Regions from separate parts of the Homo sapiens genome. Here region 2 is linked to region 1. Evidence: chromatin loops called from intact Hi-C (ENCODE). Cell type or tissue: heart left ventricle. All regions are shown on one strand. Links, peaks and the distances in the headings refer to the core of each region. The heading gives the core; the rest is flanking DNA.

Evidence for each region. A loop is a pair of places that touch in the nucleus more often than their neighbours do. Peaks named below come from ENCODE experiments on the same cell type or tissue, not always from the same donor. Only the 100,000 strongest peaks of a DNase experiment are listed, where the experiment ranks them.
Region 2: it touches region 1 in a loop (2.5-fold over the local background); 36 of 110 quality-filtered maps call a loop at or near these places.

What each region holds. Positions count from the first base shown.
Region 1 is chr7:101,273,384-101,282,785 of GRCh38, reverse strand. No RefSeq gene overlaps it. Among named protein-coding and RNA genes, the nearest start is that of LNCPRESS1, 22 kb to the left of the region's middle. In heart left ventricle, for the core only: no CTCF peak of the experiment used is centred there; no DNase peak of the experiment used is centred there; H3K27me3 peaks cover 2,233 bases.
Region 2 is chr7:101,198,323-101,207,724 of GRCh38, reverse strand. MOGAT3 (monoacylglycerol O-acyltransferase 3) reads left to right here and starts at 6,689. Exons shown (of 7, transcript NM_178176.4): 1 at 6,689-6,979; 2 at 7,210-7,317; 3 at 7,421-7,491; 4 at 8,895-9,099; 5 at 9,360-9,402. The coding sequence starts at 6,871. It overlaps PLOD3 (procollagen-lysine,2-oxoglutarate 5-dioxygenase 3), which reads left to right. Exons shown (of 19, transcript NM_001084.5): 17 at 1-147; 18 at 821-946; 19 at 1,289-1,741. The coding sequence ends at 1,444. It also overlaps the pseudogene DGAT2L7P and the pseudogene RPSAP46. RefSeq lists enhancers at 3,923-4,729, 4,730-5,537. In heart left ventricle, for the core only: no CTCF peak of the experiment used is centred there; no DNase peak of the experiment used is centred there; H3K27me3 peaks cover 3,224 bases.

The sequences.
Region 1 (9,402 bases), core at 3,504-7,503:
CCTCTGTTTTTGGACAGCAGTGGGCTTATGTCAGCTGCGATTACGATCACTCACCTCTGCCACCCACAGACCTTCCTGCGTACAGCTTTTTCTTTTGTTTTTTTGTTTTGTTTTTGTTTTGAGATGGAGTCTTGCTCTGTTGCCCAGGCTGGAGTGCAATGGTGTAATCTCGCCTCACTGCAACCTCTGCCTCCTGGGTTCAAGCGATTCTCGTGCCTCAGCCAAGTAGCTGGGATTACAGGCACCCACCACCATGCCTGGCTGATTGTTTTTTTGTTTGTTTGTTTGTTTTGGAGACAGATTCTCGCCCTGTCGCCAGGCTGGAGTGCAGTGCAGTGGTGCGATCTCAGCTCACTGCAACCTCCGCCTCCCAGGTTCAAGCGATTCTCCTGCCTCAGCTTCCCGAGTATTTGGGACTACAGGCATGCGCCACCATGCCCAACTAATTTTTGTATTTTTAGTAGAGATGGGGTTTCACCACCTTGGCCAGGCTGGTCGCGAACTCCTGACCTCAGGTGATACACCAGCCTCCACCTCCCAAAGTGCTGGGATTACAGGCGTGAGCCGTCGCGCCCGGCCAGAATTTGGCGAACCTTTGGACAGCTCTCCCCTTGTGTTGCAGCCTCGGGCTTCACGGGTCATCACCCCCAGCTTCACACCCTTCACCGGTTTCCCATCATTGCCTAGGACCCAGTCTGAACTCCTTATAAGGCCTGTTGGGCCCCGGATGCCCTGGTCTCGCTTCCGGCCTTTTTCCTTGCCACCCGCCACCCCACATACTGTTACCAGACAGCACTGGGCTCATGTCAGCTGCGTTTGCGATCACTCAGCTCTGCCACCAGCAGACCCTCCTGCATGCACCTTTCCAGAAGGCTCTTCCCAGCATTTTCTTTCTTTCTTTCTTTCTCTTTCTTTCTTTCTTTCTTTCTTTCTTTCTTTCTTTCTTTCTTTCTTTCTTTCTTCCTTCCTTCCTTCCTTCCTTCCTTCCTTCCTTCCTTTCTTCCTTCCTTCCTTCTTTCCTTTTTTCTTTTCTTTTCTTTTCTCTTAAAAAAAATGGAGTCTCACTCTGTGGCCCAGGCTGAAGGGCAGAGTGGCACAATCTCTGCTCACTGCAACCTCTGCCTCCCAGGTTCAAGCGATTCTCCTGCCTCAGCCTCCTGAGTAGCTGGTACTACAGGTGTGCGCCACCACACCCAGCTAATTTTTGTATTTTTAGTGAAGACGGGGTTTCACCATGTTGGCCAGGATTGTCTCGATCTCGATCTCATGATCTGCCCGCCTCGGCCTTCCAAAGTGCTGGGATTACAGGCATGAGCCACCCCACCTGGCCTTCCCAGCCTTTCATAAGGAGTTATCTCTTCCCAGAAGTCTCCCTCCACGCTGCGAGTCTGTGTTATGTCATTCTCTGAGCTTCCATGGGGCCCAATGAGCCCCTGTCACACCACTTAGCGTGCTGGAGTGCCTGCCTGCCTTCTCAGATGGAAGCCCCATGAGGGTAAGCACGTGTCAGCCTCACGCATGCATATCCCCAGCACCTCGACGCTGTGCTTGGCACCCCATAGGGCTCAGTAAGGATTTTACTAAATATGGCCAGGTACAGTGGCTCACACCTGTAATCTCAGCACTTTGGGAGGCCATGGTGGGAGGATCGCTTGAGGCCAGAAGTTTGAGACCAGCCTGGGCAACATAGTGAGACCCCATCTCTTCAAAATATTAAAAACTTAGCTAAGTGTGGTGGCGTGGCCTGTAGTCCTAGCTACTCAGGAGGCCAAGGGTGGGACAGTCGCTTGAACCCAGGAGCTCAAGGGTGCAGTGAGCTATGATTGTGCCACTGTACTCCAGCCAGGCTGACAGAACGAGATCCTGTTGCTGCAAAAAACTGACTAAATGTGTGAATGAAGGAATGAATGTGTTCACTGTTCCCTGAGGAGGGTCTGCAAAAGCCAGTACATGTCCTTCCACCCCCTTTCCTCCCTGTTCACTGGGTGCCTCTCATTGTCTCCCAAGCCTCTGCAGACACATCCCAGGGAACAGTGCTGCTGAAGGACTAGTTCTGTTCCTTGTGATGGTGGAAAGAAATGGGATTTGGGCCAGGCACGGTGGCACACACCTGTAATCCTAACACTTTAGGAGGCTGAGGCAGGAGGATTGCTTGAGGCCAGGAGTTTGAGGCCAGCCTGGGAAACATAGTAAGACCCCCATCTCTACAAAAAACAAAGATTAGCCAGGTGTGGTGGTGCATGCCTGTAATCCCAGCTGCTCGGGAAGCTGAGGCAGGAGGATAGCTTGAACCCAGAAGGTTGAAGCTGCAGTGAGCCGTGATCACGCCAGTGCACTCCAGCCTGGGTGACAGAGTGAGACCCTGTCTCTAAAAAATTAAAAAAAAAAAAGAGGCCAGGCACAGTGGCTCATGCCTGTAATCCCAGCACTTTGGGAGGCCGAAGCGGGTGGATCATGAGGGTCAGGAGTTTGAGACCAGCCTGGACAATATGGTGAAACCCGTCTCTACTAAAAATACAAAAATTAGCCAGGCTTGGTGGCACACACCTGTAAGCCAAGCTACTTGGGAGGCTGAGGCAGGAGAATCCTTCAACCCAGGAGGCGGAGGTTGCAGTGAGCCAAGATCACGCCACTGCACTCCAGCCTGGGTGACAGAGCAAGACTCCATCTCAGAAAAAAATAAAAATTAAAAATAAATAAATAAATAAGAGAAATGGGATTTGGAGTGAGGCCAACCCAGTCTCAGTACCGACTCTACCACTTACCAGCTGTACATGTGCCTTATTTTCTCCATTTGCAAAGTGCAGAAAACAGGACCAAGCTTGCAGGGTTGCTGTGAGACATCGCCTGCCAGCCTGACACGTGGTAGGCAGTCATTAGATCAGGGTCTTCCTCCCTCTTTCCCAGAGCCCCCACCTAAGCTCCCTCCCCTCTGGAACCTTGGGACACACACACACCTGTAATCTGAAATAGCAGCTGCTACTTCCCTGACCCTCCTCTGACCCCCAAGGTTGCCCTGTCCTCTATCCCCCCACAGAGTAGTGCCAGGCACAGAACAGATGCTCCAAAGATATGAAAAGAATGAAGGAATGAACGAAGCAGCCACCACCACAGTTTCTCATGGGGCGTGTTCCCCAGAGGCCACGAGCCTCTTTTTTTTTTTTTTTGAGACAGATTCTCACTCTGTCACCCAGGCTGGAGTGCAGTGGTGTGATCTCGGCTCACTGCAACCTCCGCCTCTGCCTCCTGGGTTCAAGTGATTCTCCTGCTTCAGCCTCCCAAGTATCTGGGACTACAGGCACACACCACCATGCATGGCTAATTTTTGTATTTTTAGTAGAGACGGGGTTTCAACATGTTGGCCAGGCTGGTCTGGAACACCTGGCCTCAGGTGATCTGCCCGCCTCAGCCTCCCAAAATGCTGGATTACAGGCGTGAGCCACGGCGCCTGGCCTGGGCCTGGATTCTTGTACATGGCATTAGGGCACCCCTGTGAGTTGCCCCAAGGATCACATGTGCACGACTGTGTCATCTGAGCAAACTCCCCCAAAGGGTGTCTGCATTCCCCACAGCCATTGCTGGTGCTAACAGGACAAGTTCCAAAAAAGAAAAGCTTTTAAAAATGTTTTATTGATTTATGTTTGATTTTTGGTAGAGATGGGGTCTTGCTATGTTGCCCAGGCTTGTCTTGAACTCCTGGCCTCAAGTGATTCCCCTGCCCCGCCGCACCTCAGCCTCCCAAAGTTCTGGGATTACAGGTGCGAGCCACAGTGCCCAGCCTGAAATCACTTTCTAAATTTGCCCTTTTCATCATGTTTTCCTCTTGTAACCGTTTTATGTCACGTGTACCCTGAGGCCCCCTGACAGCCCCCCTTGGGTCCCCTCTGCAGCCTCTTGTGTTATATGTGATCGGAGCACCCCCAGAGCTTCGTCATCCGTGACGAGCACCCGCCCTCTCTCCAGTGGGAATCATCAGCTGATGAATAAGGGCTGATTTCTTCTCAAATGATCACCACCCCCAATTCATTACATTCCAAAGACTGAGCTCAGAATGGCTTATCTGATGCTTGGTGCGGTTGTGCTTTTTTGGAACGCCGTTCATTGAGGACGCAGGTTCTCTCCCGTGTGATGCTCTTGGGCGCAAGCTGTGACGTGGGTTCCACGCTATTCTGTGCCACGTCCTCCCCTGTGATTTTCGCATCTCCGATAACTGCTTGCCTCCGTCTGAGGATTTTCCTCCGCTGGTGCCATTCATTGGGAGTCTCTCTAGTATGAATTATGAGATGAATGGAAATTTTCCCTCATTCATAATATTCAAAGCTTTCCTCTGCCCTGTGAATTCTTTGATATTCTTCCAGAATCCTGACCAAATATTTTGCCATGTGTATCGGGCCAGTAGAGTTTAGGCTTAGAGTCTGCAATTTCCCCAAAGTGGTAACTTTCTTTTTTTTTAAGAGATGGGGTCTTGCTCTGTTGCCCAGGCTGGAATGCAGTGGCATGATTATAATTCACTGCAGCCTTGACCTCCTGGGCTCAAGTGATCCTCCCATCTCAGCTTCCTGAGTAGCTGGGACTACAGGCACACATCACCATACCTGGCTAATTTTTTTTTTTTTTTGAGACGGAGTCTTGCTCTGTCTCCCAGGCTGGAGTGCAGTGGCATGAACTCGGCTCACTACAACCTCCACCTCCCGGGTTCAAGCGATTCTCCTCCTGCCTCAGCCTCCCAAGTAGCTGGGACTACAGGTGCGTACCACTATGCCCAGGTAATTTTTTGTATGTTTAGTAGAGATGGGGTTTCACCATGTTAGCCAGGATGGTCTCGATCTCCTGACCTCAAGATCCGCCCGCCTTGGCCTCCCAAAATGCTGGGATTACAGGTGTCAGCCACCGCGCCCGGCCCCATTGAGGAATTTTAAAATTCCATTTGCTGGAAGAACCAGCCCGTTTTCTGTCTGTTACATGGCTATCTTGAAATAGTCCTGCCTGGAATTGCTTGAACCTGGGAGATGGAGGTTGCAGTGAGCTGAGATCGTGCCACTGCACTCCAGCCTGGGTGATAGAGCGAGACTCCGTCTCAAAAAAAAAAAAAAAAGAAAGAAAGGAAAAAGAATAAGAAAGAAATAGTCCTACCTCCACAGTCCCTTCTTCAGCCTGTCAAAGCCAAAAAGTTTCCCAAGATCCTAAGTCTAGTAGGCAAGAAACACTTCCAATCCCTATTAAAGCCATGTTCATGAGGGAACTCAAGTTTTCTACCCACAGGCACTGGAATTTCTGCTGTGGGAACTGGGGGACGTTCTCGAGCCATGGAAGCCTTGAGGCCGTTCGGACTCAAGAATGTGATGATGCCCTCAGTTTCGTGAGTCTTGTATTCTGGTTTATTTCTGCTCCACTATGTCTGAGGCCTCCTGTTCTCGCAGCAGCTATTGGGGCTGAAATGTCCAAAGTGGCTTTTGCAGTCACGTGACTGGTGCCTCATGTTCTTCCACTTGGTCTCTCTTCCCGACAGAGCAGCCTTGTTGTCTAGTACAGTTATTGGGCTCTGAGAACCCTCTATGGATGCCCTAGGCCATTGCACCATCACCTGTGCTACCCCTGGCCCCTCCATGGAAACCGCTGCCCAGGCAGCTGTGTGACACCATGTGACCCTGCCTCTCTTCCACCCACCAAGTCCCCAAATATACAGTTCACTGGACCAGGATCCCATATAGGCTGGCCAATGATTTTTGAAGTCATCTGGCTCAAAAATTTAGGGAAGTCACCCAGGCCAGCCAATTCCCTTTTGGAAACTGGGGCGGAAAAAGCAGACAGTAGAATTAGTAAGCCACAAGATGTCCTGAGGGCAAGTAGGGCCTGGTCGGACCAGTGTGCTGGCCGAAATTACACTGGAGAAGAAACTTGGCCGTTGAAGCAAAACCAAAATCAGCTATACCATGGAGAAAATCCCCTCATTGTGGAGGGAAAATGAGCTTGGCTTTGGCAAGAGGATAAAGGAGGAGAGGGTGACAACAGAGTTGGGACTCCACAAAAGGCCGAGACAAGCCAACCCTGGGCTGCCTTCTGCCTGTGGGTGTCACTGCTGCCAGTTTGCCGCTCGTTCCCTTGGCTGTCAGTTGGCTTAAAAGTGGGCAGATGACTTAGCTGTGCTGGTGAAACATATGGGGATTCCCGGCCCATGCAGCATGCCGTCCCACTTGCCAGGAGAGGTGGCTCACGCCTGTAATCCCAGCACTTTGGGAGGCCGAGGTGGGCGGATCACCTGAGGCCGGGAGTTCGAGATCAGCCTGGCTAACATGGTGAAACCCCGTCTCTACTAAATATACAAAATTAGCAGGGCATGGTGGCACATGACTGTAATCCCAGCTACTCAGGAGGATGAGGCTGGAGAATCACTTGAACCTCGGAGGCGGAGGTGCAGTGAGCCGGGATGGCGCCACTGCACTCTAGCCTGAGTGACAGAGTAACACTCCGTCTCCAAAAAACAAAAACAAACAAAAAAACAACAAAAATTAGCTGGGCGCAGTGGCAGGTGCCTGTAATCCCAGCTACTTGGGTGGCTGAGGCAGGAGAATCACTTGAACCCGGGCAGCAGAGGTTGCAGTGAGCTGAGATCACGCCACTACATTCCAGCCTGGGCAATAGAGTGAGACTTTGTCTCAACAACAACAACAACAACAAAAGTATGGGGAGATGGCTGGGATCTGGACCATCTTGAGACCATGAGGCAACAAGACCAAGGGGAAAAGCCCACACACTAAGGATGGCAGAGCCTACGTCCTCTATGAGAGCGTTGAGCCACCATACCTATCCTGGACCCCCCACTTCCAGTCTCTGATCTGTAAGTCACGTGTCTTTATTTTCTAGGCAGATTTCTGCTATTGCAGCCTAAAGCATCCCTCACCCCTTCTCAGAAACCCGTGGCTCTTGCTATAACTCCCAGTGGAAAATCAACCTAAGTTTAGACATTAGAAATGGAATTATTGCTTATATGGAAGGAATAAGAATCAGGATTGGTCCTTGCCTACAGAGGAATCCCAGCTCTGAGTCCTAACCCCAAGGCCTAGGGGACACAGACAAGGAAAGAAAGAGATATCTGGGAAAGTTCCAGACATCTTCTTTTTTTTTTTTTTTTTTTTTTTTTTTTTTTTTGTCTCACTGTCGCCTAGGCTGGAGTGCAATGGCACAATCTTGGCTTACTGCAACCTCCGCCTCCCGGGTTCAAGTGATTCTCCTGCCTCAGTCTCCTGAGCAGCTGGAATTACAGGCATGCACCATCACACCCAGCTAATTTTTGTATTTTTAGTAGAGACGGAGTTTCACCATGTTGGTCAGGCTGGTCTTGAACTCCTAACCTCGTGATCCACCTGCCTCAGCCTCCCAAAATGCTGGGATTTCAGGCATCAGCCACCGTGCCCGGCCTCTTTCTGGCTTCTCTAAGCAGAGCGAGGAGCCAGAAATCTGCAAAACCTAACTCACCTCTATTAAGAACTCAATGGGAGAGTTACTGTAGGGAGAGGCAAGAATGTATTTTGGAAGACTTAGAATGCTGGTCCAAGGACAAGGAACGAGGCTGGTAGGAGAGAAGCAATCAGTTGATGAGGATTAGAGAAAGCTTTCTTCTGGTCCGACTTTCGCCAAACAACGCGTTGTGTGTGTGTGTGTGTGTGTGTGTGTGTGTGTGTGTGTGTGTTGCTTCAACACAAGACATATGCCTGATTCTTCCCTTATGAAATGAGAAGCTGAATGCAAGAGCTCTAGCCCGTCCTCTTTAAATCTCTGTTTTTGAAAATATAAAACAAAGATAAACTGGCATCCTCCTAATGTATCTTTGAAATACACATTACTGGCCAGGCGCGGTGGCTCACGCCTGTAATCCCAGCACTTTGGGAGGCCTACGTGGGCGGATCACGAGGTCAGGAGATCAAGACCATCCTGGCTAACACGGTGAAACGCTGTCTCTACTAAAAATACAAAAAATTAGCTGAGCGTGGTGGCGGGCGCCTGTAGTCCCAGCTACTGGGGAGGCTGAGGCAGGAGAATGGCGTGAACCCGGGAGGTGGAGCTTGCGGTGAGCCAAGATCGTGCTACTGCACTCCAGCCTGGGTGACAGAGCAAGACTCTGTCTCAAAAAAAAAAAAAGAAAGAAAGAAATACACATTACTTCATTTTTCTCAGACCTGGAGAAAAAGCACCCCCAGCCCCATTTTCCCATCTCCAAATAATCTTCAGCATTTGTAGAGATGTGGCCCCTGGAAGTTCATCAGATATATGGGGCCCACCCACGCGTGTGTTGCGATGATATTAGAATTTGCAACTGCCAGATTCTGGCACCAAACCCAGCACCTCTCAATACTGTCCTGCACCCCACATATTGTATGATTTTTTGTTTTTTTGTTTTTTTTTTTTGAGATGGAGTCTCGCTCTGTTGCCCAGGCTGGAGTGCAGAGGCATGATCTCGGCTCACCACAACCTCCGCCTCCTGGGTTCAAGAGATTTTCCTGCCTCAGCCTCCTGAGTAGCTGGGACTATAGGCATGTGCCACCATGCCCGGCTAATTTTTGTATTTTTAGTAGAGACAGGGTTTCACTATGTTGGCCAGGCTGGTCTCGAGCTCCTGACCTCGTGATCCACCCGCTTCAGCCTCCCAAAGTGCTGGAATTACAGGCATGAGCCACCACACCCGGCTTGTATGACGTTTTGAAGGGCAAAGCCAATGCACCATTGATGTTTGCCTGTTGCTTCATTCACTCAATAGAGATGTAAGGAATGAAAGCTTTGATTGGGGTGAAAGAAGTAAAAAAGTTTAAACCCCTACTTTAATGGGATTAATGCTTTAATGTGAATATTAATAAACCCTGAACTCCTCCAGCAAGTTTCTCTATATATCACTGAGGATTCTGTGAAATCCAATAAGGAAAAAAACTGGAAGACTTTTTCCCCTTCTTCGTCATCAAGGTTTTTCTCGGGGATGAATTGGCCTGATTAGTGCCTGAAAGTTCTCCCACGATCTGTCCAAGCTCATTCCTTTTTTTGTGTGAATTCTCCAATGATGAAAAAGCTAAGCTTGTCCCCAAGTGATTTTCCACACTAATTATACTCCCGAGGCTTCTCTCCAGTGTGGATGATCTCACATTCCGTATTCTCCACGCTTCCCCGAGTTTTCCGTCTTCATTACGTATGACCATTTTAAGTCCCAACTGAATTAGCTGATATTGTCTAAGTATGGAACTCTGATTGAAGGTTCTTCCTCATCCATTATACTCACAAGGCCTCTCTCTGCTACAAAATCCCAGATGTCTGATTAGCTCTGGGCACCATCTCAAAGCATTTTTACATCCATTACGCACATATGATTTTCCTCCATTGTGAATTCTCCGATGTTGAATGAGCTGTACTTTCCCG
Region 2 (9,402 bases), core at 2,983-6,982, 75 kb after region 1:
GATTCAAGGCTGGCTGGAGGCTACGAGAATGTGCCCACCGTGGACATCCACATGAAGCAGGTGGGGTACGAGGACCAGTGGCTGCAGCTGCTGCGGACGTATGTGGGCCCCATGACCGAGAGCCTGTTTCCCGGTTACCACACCAAGGTGCGCTGCCCACCTGCCAGCTGCCTCCCCACCTTCCCCACCCCAGTCCCGGACAGGAAGTCTCCACGCAGACCCCTTTCGGCCCCGGCAGCATTTGGGCTCCATGCATTTTAGTTCCCAGGGGAATGAGACGCTGCAGGAGGCACCCCAGGGGAGGGAGGGCGCCAGGCTGAGACCCAAGGTGAGGCTTGGCCCTAATTTAATGCCAGTGAGCAGCGAGAGCCTCCTACGCAGGGGTCCCGCCGCCCCTCCCCTCCCCTCCCTGGACAGGGACCGTCATCTCCCTGAAGACACCCTGCGATGGCCGGGCGTGGTGGCTCACACATGTAATCCCAGCACTTTGCGAGGCTGAGGTGGGTGGATCACCTGAGGTCAGGAGTTCAAGACCAGCCTGGCCAAGATGGTGAAACCTCGTCTCTACTAAAAATACAAAAATTAGCCGGGTGTGGTGGCAGGTGCCTATAATCCCAGCTACTCGGGAGGCTGAGGCATGAGAATTGCTTGAAACCGGGAGGCAGAGGTTGCAGTGAGCCAAGATCGAGCCAAGATCGCACCACTGCACTCCAGCCTGAGTGACAGAGCGAGACTATCTCAAAAGAATAATAATAATACAAAATAAAAGACCCCCTGCGCCCGCAGCTGTCCCTGCAGCCTCTTCCCTCCTCTCCCCCAGGCGCGGGCGGTGATGAACTTTGTGGTTCGCTACCGGCCAGACGAGCAGCCGTCTCTGCGGCCACACCACGACTCATCCACCTTCACCCTCAACGTTGCCCTCAACCACAAGGGCCTGGACTATGAGGTGCGCCCCAGTCACACTACCCACCCACGCTTCACCTCAGGACCCTCGGGTCCCCACCTAGAGCCCCTGCGTGCATCCCCCAGCTCCCCTCCCTGCCCATTTCCCAGTGACTTTGTGGGTATCAGCTCCTGGATCGCTTCTGGGCAGGCGGCCTCTGCTTCCTCCTGGATCTTCCTGTCTGCAGGCACCCCAGCCTCCGGTGTCTGCCATATCTGCCATCTCCCTTGTCACCCCGGTCTGCTGCACCGTGCCCCCCGGTCTGGCCGCCCTGCCCCGTGTATCTGCCTGCTCCCCAGGCCCCACGTCTGCTCACTCCATGTTTCCTTTCCCTTCTCTTTCCAGGGAGGTGGCTGCCGCTTCCTGCGCTACGACTGTGTGATCTCCTCCCCGAGGAAGGGCTGGGCACTCCTGCACCCCGGCCGCCTCACCCACTACCACGAGGGGCTGCCAACGACCTGGGGCACACGCTACATCATGGTGTCCTTTGTCGACCCCTGACACTCAACCACTCTGCCAAACCTGCCCTGCCATTGTGCCTTTTTAGGGGGCCTGGCCCCCGTCCTGGGAGTTGGGGGATGGGTCTCTCTGTCTCCCCACTTCCTGAGTTCATGTTCCGCGTGCCTGAACTGAATATGTCACCTTGCTCCCAAGACACGGCCCTCTCAGGAAGCTCCCGGAGTCCCCGCCTCTCTCCTCCGCCCACAGGGGTTCGTGGGCACAGGGCTTCTGGGGACTCCCCGCGTGATAAATTATTAATGTTCCGCAGTCTCACTCTGAATAAAGGACAGTTTGTAAGTCTTGAGTCCATTGGTCTGCCCATTAACCCCATCTCCCCTCCTGCCAGCAGCGTAGAGGGGAGAGACCCAGAAAAGCGAAGACAAGAGGAAAAGGGAGAGGCAGAATGTTAGACCCTCGTGGGAACCTGGGAGCTTCCCTGGCTCCCACTTTCCCCTTCCCCTGTATTGCCTGAGCTGGAGACAGTGTGTGAGAGGGGCCGGGCGCGGTGGCTCACGCCTGTAATCCCAACACTTTGGGAGGCCAAGGGGGGCGGATCACGAGGTCAGGAGATCCAGACCATCCTGGCTAACACGGTGAAACCCCGTCTCTACTAAAAATACAAAAAATTATCCAGGCGTGGTGGCGGGCATCTGTAGTCCCAGCTAATCAGGAGGCTGAGGCAGGAGAATGACATGAACCCGGGAGGCAGAGCTTGCAGTGAGCTGAGATTGTGCCCCGGCACTCCAGCCTGGGCCACAGAGTGAGACTCCATCTCAAAAAAAAAAAAAGTGCATGAGAGGGCACAGACCAAAAGAGGGACTTCCCAGGCTGGGCACAGTGGCTCACACCTATAATCCCAGTACTTTCAGAGGCCAAGGCAGGCGGAGGATCACTGGAGGCCAGGAGTTCAAGACCAGCCTGGACAACATAGCGAGACCCCCCCCATCTCTACAAAAAATAAATTAGCTGGGCGCGATGGCTCACGCCTGTAATTCCAGCACTTTGGGAGGCTGAGGTGGATGGATCACCTGAAGTTGGGAGTTTGAGACCACCCTGGCCAACATGGTGAAACCCTGTCTCTACTTAAAAAATACATAATTAAGCTGGGCACGGTGGCCCATGCCTGTAATCCCAGCACTTTGGGAGGCTGAGGCGGACAGATCACGAGGTGAGGAGTTCAAGACCAGCCAGGCCAAAATGGTGAAACCGCATCTCTACTAAAAAATACAAAAATTAGCTGGGCATGGTGGCGGGCGCCTGTAATCCCGGCTACTTGGGAGGCTGAGGCAGGATAATTGCTTGAACCTGGGAGGGGGAGGTTGCAGTGAGCTGAGATCGCGCCATCACACTCCAGCCTGGGCAGCAAGAATGAAACTCCAACTCAAAAAAATAAATAAGCCGGGCTCAGTGGCTCACGCCTGTAATCCTAGCACTTTGGGAGGCCGAGGCAGGCAGGCAGATCACTTGAGGTCAGGAGTTTGAGACCAGCCTGGCCAACATGGTGAAACCCTGTCTCTACTAAAAATACAAAAATTAGCCAGGTGTGGTGGCACAGGCCTGTAATCCCAGCTACTCAGGAGGCTGAGGCAGGAGAATTGCTTGAACCTAGGAGACGGAGGCTGCAGTGAGCCAAGATCGTGCCACGGTACTCCAGCCTGGGTGACAGAGCAAGACTTCGTCTCAAAACAAAAAAACAAAACAAAAAAAGCTTTCCACGCTACCCACAGAGGGCTCCATCCGGCGTTGTTCTGGATTCCTGTTGTAACTTAAAGAGAAACTTTCACAACATCCGGAGCCCTTGATGTCCTGCAAATGAAGGAGGAAGATGTCCTTAATTTCCTTGCAGCAGGAAACCAATTAGGTGGCACCAACCTTGACTTACAGATGGAACAGTACATGTATAAAAGGAAAAGTGATGGCATCTACATCCCAAATCTGAAGAGGACCTGGGAGAAGCTTCTGCTGGCAGCTCGTGGCATTGTTGCCATTGAAAACCCCGCTGATGTCAGTGTCATACCCTCCAGAAATACTGGCCAGAGGGCCGTGCTGAAGTTTGCTGCTGCCACTGGAGCCACTCCAATCGCTGGCCGCTTCACTCCTGGAACCTTCACTAACCAGATCCAGGCAGCCTTCCGGGAGCCACGGCTTCTTGTGTTTACTGACCCCAGGGCTGATCAGCAGCCTCTCACAGAGGCATCTTATGTTAACCTACCTACCTTGCTCTGTGTCTCACAGATTCTCCTCTGCGCCATGTGGACATTGCCATCCCAAGCAACAACAAGGGAGCTCACTCAGTGGGTCTGATGTGGTGGATGCTGGCTCGGGAAGTTCTGCGCATGCGTGGCACCATTTCCTGTGAACACCCGTGGGAGGTCATGCCTGATCTCTACTTCTACAGAGATCATGAAGACATTGAAAAAGAAGAGCAGGCTGCTGCTGAAAAGGCTGTGACAAGGAGGAATTTCAGGGTGAATGGACTGCTCCGGCTCCTGAGTTCACTGCTACTCAACCTGAGGTTGCAGACTGGTCTGAAGGCGTGCAGGTGCCCTCTGTGCTATCTAGCAGTTCCCTACTGAAGACTGGAGCATTCAGCCTGCCACAGAAGACTGGTCTGCAGCTCCCACCACTCAGGCCACTGGATGGGTAGGAGCAACAACTGAATGGTCTTAAACACCTGTACTGTGAGCTCCCCCTGCCCCATCTTCCAGCCCAGGTGCACCTGGCAGCCTGGCTCTTGCATTCCTCGGCTGGGCTTGGATGCTGGCGGTCCTCTACCTGGTCTGGCTCTATTGGGATAGAAACATACCCAGGGCTGGAGCCCGCAGATCTGCCTGGGTTTGCAACTGGGCAGTTTGAGACATTTCTGTGACTACTTCCCCCTCTCAGTGAGGACCTGGGCTGTGGGGTGCTGGGTGCGGTTGGGGCTTCAGAATAGACTCTTGGGACCACCATCTCCCAAAGTGCAATCTCACCGTTGGGGTGGGGTGCGCCCGTCTGCTCCCCAGCTAGTTAAAACTGCAAAGTTGGGCACCTCCTGGAACTACCTCTTTGACTTCCACCCTCACAGGGTCCTGGTCGTGGGAGCCTTCGCCAACTTCTGCACAGAGCCCACGGGCTGCTCCTGCCTCTTCCCCAAACTCCCGCCACACCTGCTCATGCTGCCTTGTTGGTTCCATCTCCTCTTCTTCCAGGACTACATCATGTCAGGTGGTGAGAAGAGGAGGACCTTGCTGCTGTCTCCCGCCCCACCATCCTCTTCCCAGGGGACACTGGGGCCCAGCTCTCCTTTCCCCATGTCCTCTCCACTCTTCTTTCCAAGTCCCAGGCTTTGGCTGGGTGCGGTGGTTCACACCTGTAATCCCAGCACTTGGGAGGCGCAGGCGAGAGGATCGCTTAAGGCCAGGAGTTCAAGACCAGCCTGGGCAACACAGTGAAACCCCATCTCTACACAAGAAAAAACAAAAACAAAAATTTAGCCAGGTGTGGTGGTACACACCTGTGGTCCCAGCTACTGGGAGGCTTGAGGTGGGAGGGTCACTTGAGCCCTGAAGGTCAAGGATGCAGTGAACCAAGATCAGGCCACTGTACTCCAGCCTGGGCAACAGAGCAAGACTCCGTCCCTAAATAAATAAGTAAATAAGACCCAGGCGTTGGGTCCCCCAGCTTCTGCCCTCCCCCCAGGTTTGGTCTCCTTTGTCAAGGCCCCGCTGCCTCAGTGGTGGCCAGGTGGCTGTCCTGGCGTGGGAGGGCCCCTGCAGGCGCTGGAGGCAAAACCCGGACAACTGAGCTTGCCGATTCGGAATCAGAAGAGATTGGTTAAGTCAGCTCTGGAACTCGGGTGAGGACCCGAGCGTGACCCGGTGGGGACGCCCCAGGGCTGCCGGGCCGGGGAGGAGGAGAGTGGCGCCACCCGCGGACCCCGGGGCCAGGAGTCAGCCGCGCCATGCTCTCCTGCGGCCTCCCTAGTGCCTGTCTTCTCCAGGGAGAATGAGCTCTTCCAGCAGTTCCCGAACCCGCAGAGCTCGTGGGTGCAGAGGACGCAGGAGGCTCTGCGTCCGCTGCTAAGCGTGGCCCTGCAGCTGTTCCTGGGCCGCCGGGGCCTCCCGCTGCCCTTCCGCGCGCCCATCCGCACCGTAGGTGAGCCCCGGCCTCCGCCCCGCGATCCTGGCCCAGGGCCCGCTCCCTCCCCGTCCCGGGTTGGGGCCACCCAGACTGGCCTTTGGCCACCGCGCCAGCCCTGAACTCTGTTCCCGCCTATCCCCAAGGAGGAAAAGAGGAGGAGAACCGGGGATCCCAGCCCAGATCGCCTCCCGTCCCGCCCGCAGTGGGGTCGGCGATTCCCGTGCAGCAGAGCCCCCCGCCCAGTCCGGCCCAGGTGGACACGCTGCAAGCGCGCTACGTGGGGCGACTCACGCAGCTCTTCGAGGAGCACCAGGCGCGCTATGGTGTCCCCGCCGACAGACACCTGGTCCTCACGGAGGCGCGCCCCACCGCCTGGCCTCGCCTGTCCGCTGGGTGACTGCAGGTGGGGAAGTGAAATTAAAGACTGGCGGCAGGGCACGGTGGCTCACGCCTGTGATTCCAGCACTTTGGGAGGCCGAGGCGGGTGGATCACTTGAGGTCAGGAGTTCGAGACCAGCCTGGCCATCATGGTGAAACCCCATCTCTATTAAAAATCCAAAAAAAAAAAAAAAAAAAATTAGCCAGACGTGGTGGCGCGCCTGTAATCCTAGCTACTCGGGAGGCTGAGGCAGGAGAATCGTTTGAACCCGGGAGGCGGAGGTTGCAGTGAGCCGAGATCGTGCCACTGCTCTCCAGCCTGGGTGACCGAGACGTGTGAAAAAAAAAGAAAAAAAAGAAAAGAAAAGAAAAAGAAAAAAATTAAAGTGGGAAACAGACCTGCAGCCTGTGTGTGTTTGTGCATGGCGGGGGAGGTCCAGGCAGGGGTGGTGACCTTGACATTCCTGGAGATGCCCCGGACCAGGCCCTGCCCCCACCCCGACTGGAGGTCAAATAGTCTCAGCAGGGCTTCTGGCCCCTTCCAGCACCTGGGACCCAGTGGGTGGGGCTAGCCAGATCACTCTTGTCCACTCCAACATCAATTCCTGAGGCACTCGGGTGTCACCTCTCCCTTGCACACCCCTTACGCCTCCCAGCCCCACCCAGCAGCCAGCCCAGACTGGTGACTGACAGGAAGTTCAAAGATCAGGCTGAGAAAAAACCCAGAGACATCTGGGGCTCTGGATCCAAAGATCTCCCCACTCACACACCTACGGACACACGCTACTCTGGGAGGTGATTTGCGACTTAGCCAGGCCCCCAAAGCTGGGCTCCTGTAGGGAGAAAGTCTGCCCAGGTCCACATCCAAGCCTTCATCGTTTGTCCTCCGGGTTCTGGGATCCTGCTGGAAGAGGGGAGCTTCTGCAATGGGAGTTGCCACAACCCTGCAGCCCCCAACCACTTCCAAAACCTTGCAGAAGCAGCATCTAGAAGCAGTGGGCGCCTACCAATATGTGCTCACTTTCCTCTTCATGGGTGAGAGCTGGGGAGGCGTGGGTGCCTGGGGTCTGCCAGGGGAGTAGGGCTTGGAGGGAGAGTGGCTGGGCTGCTGGCTTGCATGCCTGAGGACAGTGACCAGGTGACTGGTCTGGGAGAGGGCCAGAGGAGAGAGCTGGTTGTTCTGAAGGGGAGGAAGGGAAGGGAGCAGCTGGAGGGAATGATGGAGTTTCAGAAGTGAACTCTTTTCTTTCTCTCCCTTCCCCCAGGCCCTTTCTTCTCCCTTCTTGTCTTTGTCCTCCTCTTCACGTCACTCTGGCCCTTCTCTGTTTTTTACTTGGTGTGGCTCTATGTGGACTGGGACACACCCAACCAAGGTGAGCTCCGGATGGGGGCCCAGGTAGCCAGAGATGGTGGGGACATGGGGGGTGAGGGGAGGTGACTCCGGGGGTTCGTCCACCAGTATCTCATTGTCCGCAGGTGGAAGGCGTTCGGAGTGGATAAGGAACCGGGCAATTTGGAGACAACTAAGGGATTATTATCCTGTCAAGGTGATGGGTCACCCTGCAGAAAAACTGCTTCCTACCTCTCCCCATCTCCCTCCCACACCTAGGAGCCCTTCCTTGTGCTGGGGCCTGAGCTCCCCGCTGCCTAAGCTCAGGCAGTGGGACAGGGAATGGATTTTTTTTTTTTTTTAGACTGAGTCTCCTGTCACCGAGGCTGGAGTGCAGTGGTGCAATCTCAGCTCATTGCAACCTCCGCCTCCTAGGTTCAAGCTATTCTCATGCCTCAGCCTCCCTAGTAGCTGGGATTATAGGTGCCCGCCACCATGCCTGGCTAATTTTTGTAGTTTAGTAGAGACAGGGTTTCAACATGTTGGCCAGGCTGGTCTCAAACTCCTGGCCTCAAGTGATCCAGCCACCTCGGCCTCCCAAAGTGCTGGGATTACAGCCTTGAGCCACCGCGCCCGGCCTGGGAGTGGATGATGTTCAAGAGCGGGGCCTTGGTGGGGCACCATGGCTCATGCCTGTAATCCAAGCACTTTGGGAGGCCGAGGTGGGAGGATTGCTTGAGCCCAGGAGTTGGAGGCTGTAGTGAGCCATGATTGCGCCACTGTACTCCAGCCTGAGCAACAGAGTGAGACCGTCTCTAAAAAAAAAAAAAAAAAAAGGCGGTTGTGGTGGCTCAAGCCTTTAATCCCAGCACTTTGGGAGGCTGAGGTGGGTGGATCACCTAAGGTCAGGAGTTCGAGACCAGCCTGACCAACATGGAGAAACCCCATCTCTACTAAAAATACCAAACAAATTAGCCGGACATGGTGGCACATGCCTGTAATCCCAGCTACTCTGGAGGCTGAGGCAGGAGAATTGCTTGAACCAGGGAGGCGGAGGTTGTGGTGAGCTGAGATGATGCCATTGCACTCCAGCCTAGGCAACAGGAGCAAAACTCTGCCTCAAAAAAAGAAAAGAAAAAAAGAGAGAGTGGGTGAGGTGGCTTACGCCTGTAATCCCAGCACTGTGGGAGGCCAAGGCAGGCAGATCACGAGGTCAGGAGTTCAAGACCAACCTGGCCAATATGGTGAAACTGCGTCTCTACTAAAAATACAAAAATTAGCTGGGCATAGTTTCGCATGCCTGTAATCCCAGCTACTCGGGAGGCTGAGGCAGGAGGATAGCTTGAACCGGGACCAAGAGGCGGAGGTTGCAGTGAGCCGAGATCGTGCCACTGCACTTCAGCCTGGGCTACAGAGCAAGACTCCATCTCAAAAAAAAAAAAAAAAAAAACCTGGGCCCTTAACCCTATCCTAAGAACCTTTAACTCGGAACTCTGCTGGGGTGGCCCTTGACCCTATCCTAAGAACCTTTAACTCGGAACTCTGTTGGGGTGGAGGGCCCCTCTTTTCAGCCGGTGTCTTGCCTTCCATCCTCCCTTCATCCTGCTCAACACCCCGAAGCTGGTGAAAACAGCAGAGCTGCCCCCGGATCGGAACTACGTGCTGGGCGCCCACCCTCATGGGATCATGTGTACAGGCTTCCTCTGTAATTTCTCCACCGAGAGCAATGGCTTCTCCCAGCTCTTCCCGGGGCTCCGGCCCTGGTTAGCCGTGCTGGCTGGCCTCTTCTACCTCCCGGTCTATCGCGACTACATCATGTCCTTTGGTGAGCCGAATGGGAGGAGGAGAACGGGAGGAGACTCCTGACCAGATGTTCCCCAGCCCCTCTGGGACCACCCCCCCCCATAATAAGTCCCCCACCCAGGACAGGGGCCAGCCTGAGCACTGCCCAGACTTGCAGTGAGCATTTGGGTAGGTTCCCCGCCTTGGAGATGGGGGTAGGGGGCTTGGAACTAAAGGCTGGGTGAGGGGCGGGGGTGCCGTGGAGGCAGATGGGAACTACTTTCCACCTCCTCCTGCCCACAGGACTCTGTCCGGTGAGCCGCCAGAGCCTGGACTTCATCCTGTC